Linked DNA regions of Homo sapiens: all the other regions are linked to region 3. A link is a contact called in ENCODE Hi-C or POLR2A ChIA-PET data. All regions are on one chromosome and are shown on one strand. Each heading gives the region's core, a stretch centred on a gene start or an enhancer-like site at or near the end of the contact. The rest is flanking DNA. Distances are from core to core; before and after follow the strand shown. Region 1 overlaps THADA (THADA armadillo repeat containing). Region 2 overlaps THADA (THADA armadillo repeat containing). Region 3 overlaps THADA (THADA armadillo repeat containing). Region 4 overlaps LOC105374570 (a long non-coding RNA gene). Region 5 overlaps THADA (THADA armadillo repeat containing).

What was found. Hi-C counts contacts between places; a loop is a spot of excess contacts on that map. ChIA-PET counts read pairs that join two places held with the same protein, here RNA polymerase II (POLR2A). Pooled maps may share reads with other maps.
Region 1: a loop to region 3 is called in a pooled map, with 2.1 times the contacts of the local background. The contact joins two enhancer-like sites. A Hi-C loop is called at or near these places in 1 of 50 pooled maps. POLR2A ChIA-PET finds 5 or more read pairs at or near these places in 3 of 52 experiments (GM12878, K562 and OCI-LY7).
Region 2: a map of GM12878 shows a loop between it and region 3 (4-fold over the local background). The contact joins two enhancer-like sites. A Hi-C loop is called at or near these places in 6 of 168 maps with a recorded cell type or tissue (CD14-positive monocyte, Calu3, GM12878 and 3 more), 29 of 37 single-sample maps with no recorded cell type and 17 of 50 pooled maps. POLR2A ChIA-PET finds 5 or more read pairs at or near these places in 4 of 52 experiments (GM10248, HEK293, MCF 10A and 1 more).
Region 4: a map of naive thymus-derived CD4-positive, alpha-beta T cell shows a loop between it and region 3 (2.5-fold over the local background). The contact joins two enhancer-like sites. A Hi-C loop is called at or near these places in 1 of 168 maps with a recorded cell type or tissue (naive thymus-derived CD4-positive, alpha-beta T cell), 4 of 37 single-sample maps with no recorded cell type and 12 of 50 pooled maps. POLR2A ChIA-PET finds 5 or more read pairs at or near these places in 2 of 52 experiments (T-cell and activated B cell).
Region 5: a pooled map shows a loop between it and region 3 (3-fold over the local background). The contact joins two enhancer-like sites. A Hi-C loop is called at or near these places in 2 of 37 single-sample maps with no recorded cell type and 11 of 50 pooled maps. POLR2A ChIA-PET finds 5 or more read pairs at or near these places in 2 of 52 experiments (MCF 10A and activated T-cell).

What each region holds. Positions count from the first base shown.
Region 1 is chr2:43,512,238-43,514,937 of GRCh38, forward strand. The region is part of intron 22 of THADA (THADA armadillo repeat containing); the gene reads right to left. Among named protein-coding and RNA genes, the nearest start is that of THADA, 82 kb to the right of the region's middle. RefSeq lists enhancers at 1,142-1,191, 1,202-1,251. Within about 2 kb of position 1,299, at least 3 of the 41 ENCODE cell types and tissues checked have a DNase peak (open chromatin) inside an H3K27ac peak, as active enhancers do.
Region 2 is chr2:43,481,871-43,484,570 of GRCh38, forward strand. All of the region lies in intron 26 of THADA (THADA armadillo repeat containing), which reads right to left. Among named protein-coding and RNA genes, the nearest start is that of THADA, 110 kb to the right of the region's middle. Within about 2 kb of position 1,266, at least 11 of the 41 ENCODE cell types and tissues checked have a DNase peak (open chromatin) inside an H3K27ac peak, as active enhancers do; they include CD14-positive monocyte and GM12878, where a contact is called at or near this core.
Region 3 is chr2:43,292,716-43,295,415 of GRCh38, forward strand. THADA (THADA armadillo repeat containing) reads right to left here. Exons shown (of 38, transcript NM_022065.5): 32 at 119-498. Among named protein-coding and RNA genes, the nearest start is that of LINC01126, 67 kb to the left of the region's middle. RefSeq lists an enhancer at 119-1,318 and a silencer at 595-889. Within about 2 kb of position 1,281, at least 14 of the 41 ENCODE cell types and tissues checked have a DNase peak (open chromatin) inside an H3K27ac peak, as active enhancers do; they include CD14-positive monocyte and GM12878, where a contact is called at or near this core.
Region 4 is chr2:43,130,778-43,133,477 of GRCh38, forward strand. LOC105374570 (a long non-coding RNA gene) reads left to right here. Exons shown (of 3, transcript XR_940018.3): 3 at 277-1,597. Among named protein-coding and RNA genes, the nearest start is that of LINC02580, 30 kb to the left of the region's middle. RefSeq lists enhancers at 337-396, 2,495-2,700 and a silencer at 887-936. Within about 2 kb of position 1,319, at least 16 of the 41 ENCODE cell types and tissues checked have a DNase peak (open chromatin) inside an H3K27ac peak, as active enhancers do.
Region 5 is chr2:43,540,084-43,542,783 of GRCh38, forward strand. It overlaps THADA (THADA armadillo repeat containing), which reads right to left. Exons shown (of 38, transcript NM_022065.5): 21 at 1,076-1,233. Among named protein-coding and RNA genes, the nearest start is that of THADA, 55 kb to the right of the region's middle. Within about 2 kb of position 1,333, at least 16 of the 41 ENCODE cell types and tissues checked have a DNase peak (open chromatin) inside an H3K27ac peak, as active enhancers do.

The DNA.
Region 1 (2,700 bases), core at 49-2,548, 220 kb after region 3:
TCTGCTCTGGAATTCCCCAGCATCAAACCAGCTTTTACGCAGAATTCTTTACTTATCTGGTTTCCAGTGTGAACTCTACCACCGGTTCCCATTCCTCTGATTCCCTTGCTTCTCAGCTCTGCACCTCTCCCAGGCAAGTCCTGACCTCAAAGCCATACAAGGGAATTTGGTCCAATAATGGAACTTCCACCCTCCCTTTTTACTAAAATTAAACATACTACATTTTAAACAAAATCTACTTACAAGTTTTTTGTTTGTTTGTTTTTGTTTTGTTTTGTTTTTGAGACGAAATTTCACTCTTCTTGCCCAGGTTGGAGTGCAATGGCGCGATCTTGCCTCACTGCAACCTCCGCCTCCCAGATTCAAGTGATTCTCCTGCCTCAGCCTCCTGAGTAGCTGGGATTACAGGCATGGGCCACCACGCCCAGCTAACTTTGTATTTTTAGTAGAGATGGGGTTTCCCCATGTTGGTCGGGCTGATCTCGAACTCCCAACCTCAGGTGATCCGCCTGCCTCGGCCTCCCAAAGTGCTGGGATTACAGGCGTGAGCCACCGCACCCGGCCACAAGTTTTATTTAAACTATCATACTGGAAATATATTTGCCTGCCACAAAGGAAAGAAAAACAAATATTCGTTGGATGTCTATTACACGTCTGGTACGACACCAGGCTTTTCACAGCTGCTCTTACTTCATTCTTGGAACAAACTATGAGAAAGTTATTTTTCCCAACTAACAGATGAGAGGGAATATATCACAGTGGTTAGGAACACAGATTATGGACCCGTGTTATCTGGTTTAGAATCCTTTCTCTGCTACCTAGTAGCTGTACAATCCAAGGCAATTTACTAAATTTCTCCATTTTCTCACTTTGCTCTTCTATAAAATGACAGTTTTTGGAAGGATTGAGTTTGTTCTTATGTCTAATAAGTTCTTAATGGTCATTTTCTAAAATCATCGGTTATTATGAGAAAAGCAAGTATTAAAAGTTTCAATTGAAATGATAGAGATGAAACAGCTGAGTTTCCATTTTGACAGGACATCCCCCTACAATGCAAGTTAATGTTAACAATATGCAAAATATACAAATAGAAACCCCAAAACCAGCTGAGTCCAAAAGCAAGATAATCATCTGGGTAAAAATGAACAGAAATGCAAAGTAGTGAGTGTGCTGATACCAGAGACCCAAGAGTTACAGATTTAGAAGCAGTAGTGGCAGCCAAAGAATTTCAGCAGCCTCATCTCTTTTGAGAAGAACCTGAAAAAGGGCTACTGCCAGAGCTGCCTGAGGCTGTAGCAGTAGGAAAAGCCAAGGGCACAGGGGGCCTCTGAATCAGGCTGACTACTAACTCAGTGACTAGATCTATGATATCCCCAATTTCACTGTGAAGGGGGACACCCAAAATACCACTACCTAATCTAGTTCCTCTGATAGAGAGGAAAGAGCCTAGAAAGAGATCAGTAAACAAAAGGCTCCCATCATAGCCAGTGAGCCAAAATTCAAAATATAGAAATAAATTTTATATTAAGAAAGACAACCTAAAAAAATCAGTAATAACACACATTCACTCTATATGAAACTAATTTTATGGAGCAGTCTGACAAAAACCTTAAAATAACTATGTTTAGGATACTGAAGTGATAAATAAGGGAATAACTTCTATTTAAGAAGAGTTAACTGGGCATGGTGGCTCACATCTGTAGTCTCAGCAACTCAGGAGGCTAAAGCAGGAAGATCACTTGAGCCCAGGAATTCAGGGCTACAGTGAGTTATGATGACACCACTAGACTCCAGTGTGGATGACACAGTGAGACACTGTCCCTTAAAAAAAAAAAAAATAAAGAACAAGAAATCATGAAAAACAAGCCGTAGTGAAATAAGAACAGGCATGTATAAAAATAAAAAAGACTAGAAATAAAAGTGTACTTTCAGCCAAGCACGGTGGCTCACGCCTGTAATCCCAGCACTTTGGAAGGACGAGGCAGGCAGATCACGTGAGCTCTGGAGTTTGAGACCAGCCTGGGCAACATGGTGAAACACTATCTCTACAAAAAAATACAAAAATTAGCTGGGCATGGTGGCACTTGCCTGTAGTCTCAGCTACTTGGGAGGCTGAGGTGGGAGGATCGCTTGAGCCCAAGAGGCAGAGGTTGCAGTGAGCTGAGATCATGCCAAGGCACTCCAGCCTGGGTGACAGAGTGAGACCCTGTCTTAAAAAATATATATATAATATATAATATATATAATATACATAATATATACGTATATTTTATATATAATATATAATATACATAATATGTATATTTTATACACAATATAAATAATATACATAACATATATGTATATTTTATATATGTATATTTTATATATATTTTATATATTTTATATATATGTATATTTTATATATAATATATATATTGTATATAATAATATATAATATATTATATTATATATAATATATATAATATATATATAAATATATATTATATATAATATGTATAATATATAATATTTTATATATAATATGTATAATATATATTTTATATATAATAATATGTACAATATATATTTTATATATAATAATATGTACAATATATATTTTATATATAATAATATGTACAATATATATTTTATGTATAATATGTATAATATATATTTTATGTATAATATATATTTTATGTATAATATATATTTTACGTA
Region 2 (2,700 bases), core at 16-2,515, 190 kb after region 3:
ATAAACCTTTTCTGATTGCTACATATTGACATGTATCATTTAGCTGGGACTCACAGCTGAAAGTTAATACACACAGGGGCTAAAAGGAAAGACCTAGAGCTAAGCGCCATATTAGTTTAGCTCCTGTCCTGTAAGAAATGAGGAGCTATGAAGCTGAGCTCACTCACATGGAGATGGAGGCTATTTTAGAAAACATGCATATTGCACAGGTTGCAGAGCTTTGCTGGTTCTGATTTTACATAAAATCAGTTCTTCATTCTGTCAGGCCAAGTCAGTCACGCAGCAATAAACAGAAAGGAAAAGAGCTTTAAAAGTTAAAATGTAATAATATTACTTTAAAAGCACAAGTGAAACTTCTGTTTTCTCATTCTTTAAAACCCAAAAAACACATCTAAAATAAGACTAATGGGTGCAAAAATTCAGTCATTACAGGTACCCTCTACACACTTACAAAGGATCCTCTGCTCCTTTCTTTATATATGAAACAGGAACTTCTTGTCTGTACTATGCGACAGGGACTGTTCTACGGCACTGGGAATACATCATTTTACCAAACTTACAATTCCAGTAACATTATGTAAAGCCTTACTTTAGTATTTTAAAAAAAGAAAAGACCTCAGGAATATTCCAAACCTTATTTTACAGAGAAGAAAACCAAAGCCCAGAGAGGTTGGCTATTTTGTCTCAGTTGATTATAGTGGTTATATTGTAACAAACGCAGGAGTAGAAACCAGATTTCTTATTTCTCCTCTAGTAACAAAATTTACTTATTCATTAGGCAATTATTCCTATATGCCTTCTATATGCCAGATACTATGCTAGACTCTAGGTACCCAAGAATGGTTAAGATACTGACCTTGTCCTCAAAAAGCACGGTCTTAAGAGCAAGACAATCAGATGAGTACAATCACAGAAGTGGTAACAGAAAGAAAAACCAAACTATATCTCTAATTGCCTAGGACTTCCAATATGTTAAAGAAAATGAACTTCTAATAGTTTGTTTTATCCTCACAATAGCCCTAGGAGTAGACAGCACAGATCTTATTATTCCTGGTATATAGATGGAGAAACTGAAGTGCAAAGTGGATAAGGGGGCCTATTAAGGTCATCTCCAGTGGCAGCAAAATGCCTAGAAACCAGGTTTGTTTACTCCAAGTCAGACCTTTATTTCCCATTAGATGGAAAAAGCAGATGTTCTTTTTATGTCCAGTTCCCTCTGACCAAGAACACACATTTCCAAATTGCGAGCAGGACAATCTGTGGTTGTGAAAGGAAACAACTGACTTGTGAGGTGTGTCACCGGCTGAGGTTAGTTATCCGGTGGATAAGTAACCAACCAAGATATCATTATTACTAGCCTTCTTAAAGTGCCCATTACGTACCCAGAACAGATGAAAAAGGTCCTTCCTTCAGAAAGTTAATATTGGAAGGAACAGGCATATAAACATTTAAACAAAAAGTGACATAATTAAACAAACTAAAACTAAAAGAACCATCACAAGCAACTGCAAATTTAAGACACTAAAGGTTTTGCAAAGCAAACCTAATGGGAGCTGCCAAGAAATATATCTTCATGGGTTAAACAGGGAACAGAAGCCTTGTACACATAATGGTCCATACCGATCTTCAGATTACTAAAATTAAAAGCTCTCACATTCTTCACAGTTAAAAACTTCTCATTCCTATTTCCTTTTTTCTAGAAATCTTATATATTTTGTAATCTTTCCTATCCAAGAGGAATAAATTTATAATGGAGGTTTCCATCATTGTAACTTTGGCAAAAAATTAAAATTGTATAGTATCACTGCCCTATTCTTCCTCCCTCAGATACAACCTAAATGAGGTTTTCTCATTTTCTGATCATTTTCTCCTATACATAGTAAAATGTATATATATTTATATATATATTCAAGAATCACTTCATAAAAAACAAAAAAAAATTTTCTTCAAGTTCAGTTTTAAACATTAATTTTACTTGTTTGATGACTTAATATCATATTTCATTTATACCAGTATTTATCAAGGCCTTATAACATGACCCAACTGTTTTAAACTGTAGCACACTGGAGAATTATTAACAAAATAGACAAAGCTAAGGAGAAACAAATATTAGTGATTTCAAGTTAGTGACAGGAAGAATTTCTTTAAGAACAGGCTAAAAAATAAAAATTATAATCATCCCTCCACAAGAGTAATGTTTTATTTATTTAAAAAATACTCAGTTAAAAAAAAAATTAAAAAGCTCTCTGGTATTGCCTGAACATGCTCAAGGGATTTATACTTACAGCCAGTTACCTTCCTTTTAAATATCTGGTGAATGTTACAGGGTGACAAGAAGCAATTTAAATGATAATTCGGAAATACCATAGTAGGTTTCATTAGAATTATCACTAGTACATCACAAAATGATTTCATATTTTTTTAATTCCTAAGATTTAGTTCCATCACACAAAAATGCATTTCAATAAACATTAGCTTAAAACTTAAATATGAAGCATAATGACTTTTTTAGGGAAGAAGGGAATAGGGCTTTGAATATAACTCTAGATCCTCAAGAGAAAGACCACTGGGCCAAACTGGATCCTAAATAAAGTTAAGGAAGTAATTAAATGTGCAGCAACAGTGACATCTAGTGTTAACAACTGCAAGTCAATTAGATTACCATTAAATCCTCTTAAGTGCTAAAAAACAACTATTCAA
Region 3 (2,700 bases), core at 31-2,530:
CTTCCTATTGCCCCTGGAGAGCCTAAACCCAATCTTGCCTTCATGATCCTACCATTCCAGTGGCTCACAAAAGAATGTGGGGAGTGTAAAGGGCCAGTCAGTACGTTGGAGACTTTACCTTGCAGAAGCATTCTGGGTGATTTTCCTTCATGGCCAACAATAAGAACTTCTCTCCCATGTTGCACAGCAAGGGTGGCACGCCCTTCTCTCCAAGTCCAGAGGCTGCTGCTAAGAACTTTTCCAAGAGGGCTTCCAGTGTTAGTGAGCGCACTTCAGGGAAGGCAGATTCTAACAGCTGAGAGAAAGAGATGGGGACATTCGTCTCCCGCTCTCCACTCTTGGCTGCCGCGGCCCACACTGCAGCAATGGCTAGTCTGGTGAGGCTCTGGAGGTACTGGGGCAGGCCTGGCACCTTGAAGGCCCAAGGGAATCCCGTTATCAGCTCTGATCCTGAGATAATCCCTCTGACTTCCTCCCAGAAGCCAAGACTCTCCAGAACTAAGAAGCAAAAAAAGCAAAAGGGAAAGAGATAATCACTTTAAATTTCCACAAAAGGACATGAAAGAATGAAGACTGAATCCACTGCGTGAGGCCATCAGATGTCTCCCATAAGCAGATTTCAAACACTGTCATAAGTGAGTGGCCCTCTAAGGTTCAGACTTCTAGTCCACAACAATTTCCATTTAGGTAATGTATAATTTTTCCAACAGGGGCACAAAGGCATTACTATTAGAAAATGCGTTCCTGGCACCCCTCCTCAACATTCAATAAATACGAACTCAGTGACCTCTTATCACCGAGCCTCAAAGCTGACCATGAGAAGAGGACATCTAGTATAAACTTCCTTCAGGGGTGAAGCTCCCCTCTGTAACACCCTTTCCCAGAAGCTCTTGGTTGAACCCTACAGTACCCTGGAGCTCATGAGACAGCTTATTCCATTGTTAGTAGATCTAATTGTCAAAAAGTTCTTTTTGTGTTTCTACTCACTGGCCTAATGCTACATTTTGAGGCTCCCAATGACAGCTCTTTAGACATTTGATTACAATTCTTGTGTCCCCTCTGTCTTCTCCAGATGAAACATTCCTACTTCCTTCCTCAAATGATGGGGTCACTGTCTCTCATTATTCTAGCTGCTTTCCTGTGGACATGCCTCACCCTCTCTTAAAGGATGGCCAATAGGCTGGATCACAAATCTCCTGCATGGTTTGACCCGCAGGACTATTACTTTCTCTGTTCTGAACTGGAGTTGCATCACACTGTTGACTCATATGGAGCACAAAGTCAACTGAAACCACAGCCCTTCTTTTTTGACGTGGTCTACTGATGGTGGTGAGTCATCTTTCTCCCACTTTGTACTCAGTACTTAAGCCAAGATGTGTTTTCTTTGTTTATTTTAAGCCCAAGTATATCCCTGTTAAATTTTATCCTCCTGTTAAGTTTTATGGTCTACCTTTCATTTGCCGAGATCTTTTCATATTCTCAGTTCTGATTAAAAAAATAAAAAAACCAAAAACTTATTGCCTGCTTACTATGTGCTAGGAGCTAAATAAGATCACTGCCCTTAAGGAGTTTATAGTCAGTCTAGTTTGAGAAAGAGAAATGCATGAACACATAATTCCAATATAGTGGTACAAATGATAACCTAGGCCTCAAAGAGGAAGACAGGTGACAATGTGTTAGCACCACCAAAGGCAGGGGAACCAGCTGAGCAAAGGCTCAACAAAGGCATGAAACAGAACGGACCATGTGGGGAACTACAGGCCATCCCATAACACTGGAGCATAAAATTTGAGGTGGGAAAGGGCAGGAGATGAGGCTAGGGAAGAAATGTGGCTAGAGTACAGAAAGCCTCCTAGACAATGTGAAGCAGCTAGTTCTGTATGCAACGGAATGCCACTGGGGGGTTATTTTAAGCAGTAAGGTCAGGGGCCCATTTTCACTGAAGTGCTCTTATCGTTGAGGAGGCAATATTAGAGGCAGGGAGACCAGTTACAACACTACTGCACCGTAGTCCAGGAGAGAAATAAATGACGAGGGCCTTAAGTTCAGAAGGAATCAGGAGAAGGTGGGTTTAAGAAACGCTGAAGGTCTGAAGCCAAGGTGATCATTTAAAAAGGCAAAAAAGAAAGAAAAAAAAACACTGAAGGGATAAAACTGGCAGGACTAGGGAATGAGGGTGCGGACTAGGGTAGGAGTCTCGGGTACCTCCCAGCACCCAGTTCTTCACACATGTTCATCATCTAATAGAAATTGGGTAAACCAGCTGGGCGTGGTGGCTCATGCCTGTAATCCCAACATTTTGGGAGCCCAAGGTGGGAGGACTGCTTGAGCCCAGGAGTTTGAGACCAGCCTGGACAACACTGTGAAAATCTATTTCTACAAAAAATAAAAAGTCAGCTGGGTGGGGGATCACTTGAGCCCAGGAGGTTGAGGATGCAGTGAGCCAGGATGCTGACACTGCATTCCAGCCTGGGCGACAAAGTGAGACCCTATCTCAAAAACGCATACAAAGTAGTTGGCAAACTTCAATTTCACAGGAATGCCTAAATGCCCAAAATCAAATAATTACTAAAAATGTGGGCAAGCTGGAGGGTGGAGGCCTTTGGTGAGCAGGCTCCCTGCTGGCCCTTGCCTCAAACGCTCTTCCAGGCTCTCACTAATTCATTAACTAGCCCTCTTCGGTTTGAGTCATCCCCCACT
Region 4 (2,700 bases), core at 69-2,568, 160 kb before region 3:
TAAACTTGGACACATTGAAGGGCAAGCAGCTTGGCCTCTGTCCAACAGGAAACCCCCTCTGCACAAGGAGAGAGGGAATGAGCACAGAGTAGAGGTGCCATGTGTTTCCCAGGGCTTCACTGCAGACAGCATCTCCTGGGAGGTAAACTGAGGCCCCTGTGTGCAAAGCAAGAAACTAGGGCAAGCCCCTTGGGGCTAAAGGTCAAGGAACTGAAGGTTCCAATTTACCTGCCCTGGTAGTTTCTGGCAAGAGACCTCCACCGCCTTCCCTTCCAGGATATGCCAGGCTGCAGGCTACAGTGCCGAGAAGGAGAAGACGGAGGCGGTGGTGATGTCACCCAAGGAATTAAGTAAGCAGGGGAGCTGATAACATCGTCCAGCCAGGCTCACTGTGGGCAGGGTGACTCACTGAAGACGGCCTGCGATCGCCAGGTGATTGTTGTTGTGCCCAGCCTGTGGGGCTGGGGAGGAGGAAGGGGGGCAGGCCACAGAGCTGTGACAAGTTCCTCACCGAGGCCCCTGCTCAGGGGAGAGACCTCAGTACACAGTGTCCTCCACCTCTGAGCCCGGGGCTGGCTCAGGAAACAGCCCCCCTCTGCCTGTGCGATTATCTTTGTCCACAGTGTTTGGTGTGTGTTTGTGGGGTGTGTCAGGTGATTTTCCTGCCCGAAGCCTGCTGGGTGCTCCAGGTACTAGCGATTGCTCACAGCAGAGCAGTAGCCCCCTCCCTGGTTGGACAACTGTCTGTGGAGACAACACCGGATGGCAAACTGCTAACCGCAACCACGTGGCGTCCTTACAGAGGGAACAGCCTGTTCCTCCCGCTGAGGGCACCTGCAGACCTGCCCCATTCATGGCTCCCTTCTCCCTCAGTCCCTGCTGAGGGGATGGTCCCTTCCCACCCTTAAGGGCACCATGGACTGTTGTCCAAGTTGAGAACTGTCCAACTGCAGGGGGCACCATTCACTTGGCAGTCTTCGTGCCAGATGCTATGGCTGTCCACAGTGGCCCTGCCCCTTCCCTTTTGTAAATTACTTCTCAGTTCCCTCCTCCACCAGAATTATCACACCAAACTTTCCCCCATGTATGCTTGCTTCTTTATCACCTGACACTCTCATTCATTCATTCCACAAAAAAATTGTGGCGTTTGTGCAAGGTACTATTCTAGGCAAGGGAACAAGACAGACCCTCCTGGAGCTCATGGAGTTCATATTCTAGCATGGGGGAGAACCAATAAATAAATAATTGGATACATAAAACTGCAAGTGACAATAAGTGCTACAAAGAAAACTAAAGCCAGCCCAGGATAGAGGGTGATAGTGCCCTACTTCAGCTAGGACTGCCAGAAAGGCTTCTCTGTGGGGAGGTGGCCTCTGAGGGGAGACCTGGAGGCAGCAAAGGAGGAAGCCTTCCCGGCAGAGCCCCTCCCATTGGCACCCAATGCCAAAAGAAGTTTCTATAACCCGTCCTGGTTCTGCCAGGAGCCTGCGGCATGGCCTGGGGCGCTCAATTCCCAGTGCAGGGTGTCTATTTCTTCCCCCAACAAACAAGAGGCCTAGTCGCATAGTCTCTTCCAGCACAAATTCACCCACCTGTCGGCTTGAGGAACATGACAGGAATCTGGGTTGGAAGGCCAACTCAGCCACCCACAAGCTGTGTCATCTTGAGCAGGTTACTCAGCCTCTCTGAGCCAGTTTTCTTTCCTATAAAATGTCAGGGAATTGTGGAGGATTAAATGAGGTTGTGGAACTGAAACCACCTGGCACAGGTGCTATCTATGAAGTGAGTGCTTCATAGATATTTTCTGGGGCTGCGCCTAGGTGAGGTGGGGCGAGGTGGGGTGAGGTGGGGCGAGGTGGGGTGAGGTGGGGCGAGGTGGGGTGAGGTGGGGCGAGGTGGGGCCTGGGGGTGCGGTGAGGAGGCGGCTTCCACTGGAGGAGCCTGGAGAAGGCAATGCTGACCCCAAGACGCAAAGCTCTGGTGGCTGCCCAGGTCTGCAGTGGCAGGGCCCGGGGAGCTGGCCCAGGCTGGGACCCTACCTCTACCCACCCCGGGCCTGTGCACTTCCCACTGACAGCAGCCGGTGGGGCGGGCAGGGAGCTACAGTGGGGCCCCCAAGAACTGTCACTCCGCGGCCTAGCTTTCAACATCCTTTGGGGCCCAAGCCACTCAGTTCAACCTCTCTTCCTTCCTCCTTCACTCAGGCTGTTTTGAGTGAGGGCCAGCCACACTCAGACTCCAGCCATGGTGCTCCCTCTCAGCTCCAAGAGCCCAAGGCAAGGAGGTGGAAGGTTAATCAGAGTCCACCCTGGTCAACACAACTTCCCTAACACCTGATGTGAGTTTAGGCATTTAGACCCTGCCGGGAACCCAGAGGAACATGCAGGTGCTCAGCAGGTGCAGGGTGCGGGCAATAACACCAATAGCAGTAATAATAACTAGCCTTCTCGGCTGCCATGGGCCAGGTGCTTTTCATCTAAGACCTTGCTTGATGTTAATCCTGAGATGTGGGCATTTTTTATCCCCTTTCATACTTGAGGAAACTGAGGCTCCAGGAAGGAGGGGTTGTGGGGTGTCGGCGGCAGGGTTTGTGGGCCTACTTCCTGCAGGACAGGAACCTTGCAAGGCACAGGGGATCTGGAGAAGCAGAATTGGAAAGACTCGGGTGGGTGGACCAGCCTGAGGCTGGGGAAGGGCCTT
Region 5 (2,700 bases), core at 83-2,582, 250 kb after region 3:
CTTAGCAAGATGGTGAACATCAGTGAAGTAATCATTAATCATAGCTGGATTCCTCAGCAAAGATGTTGGCATTGGCACTACAGCCAGTCACCAGCAATGACTGCAAGTAACTCTAGGACACTGACGCCTATTTGATTTGGAAGAGAATAAGGAACATAATGATGCCTGAAATGTCCTGTGCGCCTTTGCCTTTCTTCATCTCAAGGCCTTGCAACATCACAAGCGCAGCTGTTAACCAGATGCATGCAACATAAGCCACAGAGTGTGAGAAAAAAAGTATTAGCATTATTTCCATGGAACTAGTCATGTGGTTATTATAGAAATAATCAGCATTAGCATACTACAATATTTGTTTTGTTCTTGAATTGTAACACCCTAGGGAAAAAGTTGCCTTTATTTTTAAAAAGTTAAAAATGAAAGTACATGTTATATATCTTTGCTGAAAAATGGTGGGAAATGGATTTGTCAAAACCATATGGAAAGGAAGAGGGAATCAATTAAAAACAGAAATCTAATAAATCTAAAATATTTCCAAATGAAATGCTTGTGGTAAGCTAACTTCTTGTAAACACCGCACTCAAGTCACTTGAACAGTCCCAGATGGTGAACTAACTTTGTGGTCTTAAAACAAAAGTCAGCCAAAAAAACCAAGACTACAACTTTATTATCAATGCAGTGGGAAACATGAGATCCATAATCAACCAACATGTTACTTTTTTTCTTTCCAAAATTTAAGAGATTTGTGGAGTTTTACTAAATAAGACAATTTTAAGCTAAAGTTTAAGTCTGTGTATGTGAAATGGAGAAATAAAAATTAGAGATAAAACTACAGTTAAAAGTGAGGTAAAATCTACAGTTATTTATATACCTTAGAAAAAATTTCTAAAAATGCCACAGTTTTGAAATGTATTATAAAGTCTAACATTCTAAATTACCATGAACTTTCTTCAGTTAACATTTGTATGATTTTATTCAAGAAAAATTTTAAACCTTTTTTTAGAGTTGGGTTATAAAAAAAAAAGTGATTTATGCGTTGACCAGAAATTATACATGGTGGAATAAACATGTGCCTTACCTGCTCCACCGTCAATAATCCATCAGAAGATTCTGGCACAGGCTGCATGGGCAGAAGCTGGCACAACATGCCTAAAAGTAAAGCAACTTCCTTCATACTTCTCCAACAACATACCAGCACCATCTGCGCAGTTACATCACATGTTTTTACTTCTTTACCTTAAACAAAAAAAAACACAACGATTGCAACCTTGATTACTCATATCCCAGGTTTCTAAAAACAAGCTTATTCATAATTTCCCCAAGAATAATCTGCTTGAACAAACCCGATTTGTCATGTTATATTTACTCAGAAGGAAAGAAGCTAACATTTGTCGAGCATGTGTTATGAGAAGAAATCATGCTAAGTTTTTTTTTTTTTCTTTTTTGGAGACAGGGTCTCGCTCTGTCACCCAGGCTGGGGTGCAGTAGCATGCTCATGGCTCACTGCAGCCTTGACCTCCCAGGCTCATGCAATCCTTCTACTTCAGCCTCCCTAGTAGCTGGGACTACAGGTATGCGCCACCACACCCAGTTAATTTTTGTATTTTTTTGTAAAGACAGGGTTTCACCACATCACCTCCTGGACTAAAGCAATTCTCTCGCTTGGGCCTCCCAAAGTGCTGGGATTATAGACATGAGCCACCATGCCAGGCCCAGTATTTTAATTTATTATTTTCAAATTAAATTTTAAAATAAAACACAATATTGTTCCAAAACTTGTTTAATCTTTAATTTCCAAAGATTAAACAAACTCTGCCTCTCTGTCATAAAGTATGATATGGATGACTATAATAAATACACTCCTTATTTATTTTGGTGAGCATGACTGTTGCATTAGTAAAGGAGTAGAATATAACTTTTAAAATCAAAGGAAAATACAAATTATCTTTCAAAATATATTTAATTCCCATGGCCAATAAGCTATAATTAGCCTTACTTACTCTCTTATTCTAGTTTTAGGAGTATTTTTGGTACTGATATTTTTTTAAAATCCAAGATGAACTATTATATTAAATAAAAGAGCACGCTGACAAAATGGTACTTATAGGGTAACCTCATTTGTGTTTTTATTTAAAAAGCCCAATGCATTAAATGGGTAAGTGTACATACACATAAACATATAAAATAAGTACAAAATAATATATTGCACTAAAGAAGGAAGACATGGAATTGGAGAGGAAACCTTGGAGGAATTTAATTTGTTTTTAATTCATATGTACCTCTGTTGTTTGAAACTATTACAATAGGCTATAATTACATTTATACATTATTTTGTGTAATTTAAAAATTTAAGTGTGGAGATAATTTTTTGCAAGACAATATCCCCACCTAGTGGAGAATGTAGAATATGTAATACATCACTAAGAAATTGCTGCTTCTGATGACGTTTTACAGCACTGCAGAAAATTCAGTAACAACTAATGATCAAACAAGATGTAAGAACTCGAATTCTGGAAGCTTGACACAACAAAGCAGCTCCCATTTTACTAATAAGGTTTGTTTCCTTTAAAAGCCTGCTTGACTTTAAGAACTCTCACAGCAGACAATGAACCACATTGCTGGGAGAAGTTGATTGCTGCCCAAACCCAGGTTCATTATATAGCACTGCTCTTATATCACCTGGGCTGTCAAGGCAGGTTTTAT